Regions from separate parts of the Homo sapiens genome. Here region 2 is linked to region 1. A link is a loop called in an ENCODE intact Hi-C map of the cell type or tissue named here. Cell type or tissue: spleen. All regions are shown on one strand.

Region 1 (2,500 bases):
CTCTAGACTTTACCACAGGTAACAAAACCTGTTTTTTTCAAACCAAAATTTGAATTTGCTAAAAACTTTTTATATATTACATAATTATTTACATCACCAAGGAAACAGAGGAATTTACAAGTAAGAAACCAAACTGTCTCTATTCTCTTCCTCAAATGTCAGTGGTATTTTGGCAAAGATTCTTAGAGGAGTGAGAACAGAAAAGCAGCAACACTAAAAAGCCAAAAACCTCCTCATGTAGAGACATCAATCAAAAAATGCCGCAACCAAAATTTCATTTTCCAGGAAGGACAGCTGGGTTCAGAATAGTTTCCAGGCAAATTTGCATCATTGGTATTACTTCCTCCAGCAATATGCATTTGTATTTTTTCACATCGAGACATCGTGAAGAACTTCCAACTTCTTAGTAACTCTCCAGGCATTCCAGGTCATGTGCAGATGCAGAGAGCTGGGTTGATGGGGTTTCATGACTCAAAAGGCTAAGTACTGGCACAAATTCATTACAAGCGGGGCAGCCGGGATATTCAGCTAGACAATCCATTCAGAATCAAACTTAGATACAAAGATGTAGAGATACATTGTTCCTGAGATGTGAGCAAGGAGCAAACGCAACACAGAATGGAATTGGGTTTAAGAATGTGTCATGTGAATCCGCCTACAGACAACGCTGGGAACTGTTCCTGAAATGGGAGGAGGCTGTCATCACCTCTCCCTCAGTAGCACCATGTGCCACAGAAATCATTTTTTCTTCTTTTTTGTCTTCATTTTCATTTTGGAAGTGCATTTTGATATGCTGTCTCCCTTCCCCCATTTCCCTCCTCCCCACTCAGGGAGACAAGGCTGATGCTCACTAACCTCTGCTATTTGCTGCCAGGAAAAGGAAGGGAGGTTGAGGGGGTGCTTACAAACCCCTGTGAAGCGCGCCGGTCCTGGCATCACCCAAACGGGCATGCCCTCTACCTCCTCCTGGTGGATGCGAAGGGAAGACTAATTCCTCATAGTGATGAGGACACAGAGCTAAACTGTGGCCAACTGAGAGACCTCCAGAGGAGGTCAGTTCAGGACCGATGGGTAAGCTCTGACATGCTTCTTCACTCTTAGTGGATAGACTTAAGAAGAGTGATGAGTGGCAATATCTAGTCCTTTACTGAGAAGAGAAGCCTACAGTTTTTCCTACTGTACTGCGTGAAAGCTCGGGAAAGATCAGGAGTGTCTGACACCAAAGCAGACATGAGTTGAAGCTGTCAAAGCCACTACATCAACAGCTTCCCACTGTCATCCAGCTGAAGTCCTGGGTGCTCCTCACATAGGAACAGGCACTCTTCTAAGAGACGAAAGCCGCCTTCTAATTGCTGTTTCCAGTCAGAGGTAGATGTCACACACCCACACGTGCAAGTTAATGACAGATTGAAGACTTGTGGTCATGCTGTCTGTCCTTAAGCTATCTGTATGTGTTTCAAGAAGGTTCCATATAGTCCTAAACACCCCACTGTCCCCCACCAACTCTGTCTTTTCTAGCAGAACAAGAAGAAATCTACAGATTGTAGAAGTCTGTTTTATTCTCCTATTACTTTTGCCCTTGGGCTAAGCTAAAACCAGGACGCCTCTTCTTCAGGTTTTATATCATGTCTCATTCCCTCTTAGCCGCTGCTTAGCTACATAGGTTTTGCTCCCTAAGTTTCTATCAGAAATTAGCTTTTCTCTTAGTCACCTTTCCTATTCCCGTCTCCTATTAATTTAGAATTATTTTACTGTAATCAGACAGAACGTCCTCCTTGCTACTCCATTATTTATTTCCATAGCATTTTCAAGTTCATCCTCCCTACACAGACACACACACACACCACACACACACTCAGTATTTACATGGGCTCCAAATGTTCCGGACCCAAGTAGACTGATTCTAGATGGGAATCCAGAACCTGAATTCATAACCTTTGGGAAGTTTGGCCTGAGACTACCTGCCTACCTGAATGAAAGGAAGAGCAAGACTGTGAATTGTGAATACATGAGGTGGATCACTGTTCACAGGGCAGAAGATAAGACCCACTGAGGGAACAGACGTTATGTCAACCCCAGACATGCAGCAGTTGTTTTCCAAGTTCTCACTAATGTTTCTGGCTGGCCTAGGAGATAAAGAAGTTCTGAAAACAGGCTGGGCGCAGTGGCTCACACCTGTAATTCCAGCACTTTAGGAGGGTGAGGTGGTTGGATCGCCTGAGGTCAGGAGTTTGAGACCACCCTGGCCAACATGGTGAAACCCCATCTCTACTAAAAATACAAAAATTAGCCAGGCATGGTGGGGCACGCCTGTAATCCCAGCTACTCTGGAGGCTGAGACAGGAGAATCACTTGAACCCGGCAAGCGGAGGTTGCAGTGGGCTGAGATCACTCCACTGCACTCCAGCATGGAGCGAAACTCTGTCTCAAAAAAAAGGAATTTCTGAAAACATACTAATAGCATCCTCTCTGACTATCATACTGAGGAATGGAAAGTTTT
Region 2 (2,500 bases), 210 kb before region 1:
AAAGTAGCTGCAATCCTCAGAGAAGGACACTGCTGTCACCCGACTGGACACCTTGTTGGAGGCCACCACAATGTTTTTCTGGAGGGGATGCCAAAGGAAGAATCAAGGCTCTGTCTCTTGGAGCTAAGAAGACAGTGACTCAGAGAATGGAGGAGAATTAGAATTTGTACTTGACAAAGTGTTTCTTTCCAGAATTTACTGGCCAGAAAAAGAGGGGTAGGGAAATAATCCCTTTCTAGAGGAGCTGAAAAGATTCGTTTCCTGCAGAAGTCTTTGAAGGCATAAAGCTAGCCCCTTCAACCAACATGCTTGGCCACACAGTTGCTCTTTTCTGCTTCAAATAACTTTCTAGAATGAGAATGGTTCAGTGGGGTGGAATGGAGCAGTGCAGGTCAGCAGTCTCTTGCCTCCCCAGCTGACACTTGACCCCTGTGAGGCTGCCAGGCCACCCCACCCAGCCACTCACCTTCCAGGCCCACACGTTGACGATCATGTCATGCTGGTAGCCCACAGAGACAATGTACTTGGCGCTAGGAGAGAAGGCCACACAAGCCACACCATACTTGTGCTCCTGCAGCTCGGCCACCTGGCTGTGCTCTGCCACGTCCCAAACCCGCACGGCAGGCATGTGCCCACTCTGCAGGGAGGCAAGAACTGGAAGTGAGTTCTTGACTTCTCCACAGGCATACAGCCCCACTTCGTCTTCCAGAGCGGGGCCCTCGCCTCCTCAGCTACTAGATACCATCACTTCCCCAGCCAAAAGTCAGGGCAGGGTATAGAGGAAATATGATAAAGATCTGAGGGCAACAGTGATTACCAGGAAGAAAGTGGCCCCGGATTTTAGTCAGCATCTCTGGGTGGCCGTCTGTACTTCAGGTTGTTCAAAGCTCCCTGAATGGTTCTGATGGGCAGCCGGCATTGAGAGCCACTACCACTCAGGTCTATTTCTGCCCCTAGTAAGACTACGCCGCCAGGACAGAAGCGTTCCTCCTGAGCCCAGCAGGGGGCCCCCGGGGGTAAGGAATAGTTAAGGCAGTGGTTTCCAAAGCACGCTTCCTTCACCAGCAGGATCAGCACTCTCTGGGAACTTGTTACAAATGCACATTTCAGACTCCCATCCCAGACCTACAGAATCAGAAACTCTGAGGACCAGGCTAGTGATGTGTGCTTTCACAAGCCCTCCAAGTGATTCTGATGTACACTAAAGCTTGAGAACCACTATTTTAAGGTATAGCGAAAACCAGGATTTGGTGTCTGTTTCAGAAGCCAAAGTGACAGCAGGCCTAGGACCGCAGCTCTCTGCGGAGGCCAGGACACCTGCCCTCTTTACAGTACTGCCAGCCCTCTTCCTCACTCACCTCTCCAGTGACCAAGTACTTGCCATCAGGGGAGAAGGCAAGGGCAGTGATGGTTTTCCTGCAAGAGATGGGGCAGGCTCAGAGGGGCACTGGCAGCCTGGCCTAAGCCTAGCCCCCTCCCAGCCTCTCAAAAGGTGAGACCAGCAGACACCAATGGCACATGTGGCACTTCCCCATCTGGCTTTAGGACCCAACCAGGTCCCAGCCCCCAGAGCCATAGAGACTCTAGACAGTGCCCTTCTCATAGCTCCCAGAAGGAAGAGGTATCCTGAGGACCCCAGCCCATTTACCTGGAACTGTTGAGGATGTGGTGCTGTTTGTGTTTCCGGGGATTGAACAACACAACCACACACCTGAGGAGATGAGCAGACAACAGGCTCAGCAGCAAACCACAGCTCCCCCAGGAGCCCTCCAGGCCACCCAGGACTTCCAGTCACCCGGCAGAGGGAGCTGGGTAGAAAGAGCTCAGAAGGGCTCCACTGTTTTTTTCCTTTTCTTTTTTTTTTTTTTTTTTTTTTGAGACAGGATCTTACTCTGTCATCCCAGCCAGAGTGCAGTGGTGCAAACATGGCTCAGTGCAGCCTCAACTTGCAGGTTCAAGCAATCCTCCCACCTTAGCCTCCCTAGTAGCTGGAACCACAGGCATGTGCCACCATGCAAGCTAATCTTTGTATTTTTTTTTTTTTTTTTTTGTAGACACGGGATCTTGCCACGTTGCCCAGGCTGGTCCCAAACTCTTGAACTCAAGTGATCTGCCTCCCAAAGTGCTGGGATTACAGGCATAAGCCACCGTGCCCAGCCTCCACTGCTTTCTCCTGGCAACCTGTTCTTGCTCCTTTTCCCCACCCAAGAGGAACTATCTCTGTAGCCCCATGAGGGTGAAAGGGTTCCCTGGAAGCCTGTCCCCCCAGCCAGGCCCCTAAATACCAGCTCTATCTCTGGCCATACCCACAAAGGGCAGCAGGGACACAGGCCATCCCGCAGCCCTTGTGCATACCCCAGGAAGGGGTGTAGGAGGGAAGAAGAAATGTGATTTGGGCAAAGCAGGCCTCGGGTGCACAGCCCGTTCACAGGCTTGGGGCCACACGTGTATCAAGCATGTGTGCCTTAAGATGTAAGGCCTCTCACGTGTGCACCCACGT

Evidence for each region. Peaks named below come from ENCODE experiments on the same cell type or tissue, not always from the same donor. Only the 100,000 strongest peaks of a DNase experiment are listed, where the experiment ranks them.
Region 2: a loop joins it to region 1, with 6 times the contacts of the local background. A loop is called at or near these places in 56 of 110 quality-filtered maps.

What each region holds. Positions count from the first base shown.
Region 1 is chr15:41,602,491-41,604,990 of GRCh38, reverse strand. No RefSeq gene overlaps it. Among named protein-coding and RNA genes, the nearest start is that of TYRO3, 45 kb to the right of the region's middle. In spleen, CTCF peaks have their summits at 760 and 962 (motif pointing left); a DNase peak (open chromatin) is centred at 940; H3K4me3 peaks cover 714 bases.
Region 2 is chr15:41,810,094-41,812,593 of GRCh38, reverse strand. MAPKBP1 (mitogen-activated protein kinase binding protein 1) reads right to left here. Exons shown (of 31, transcript NM_014994.3): 4 at 1,649-1,711; 5 at 1,359-1,416; 6 at 467-637; 7 at 1-78. Among named protein-coding and RNA genes, the nearest start is that of JMJD7, 17 kb to the left of the region's middle. In spleen, CTCF peaks have their summits at 781 and 981 (motif pointing right); a DNase peak (open chromatin) is centred at 993; H3K27ac peaks cover 431 bases.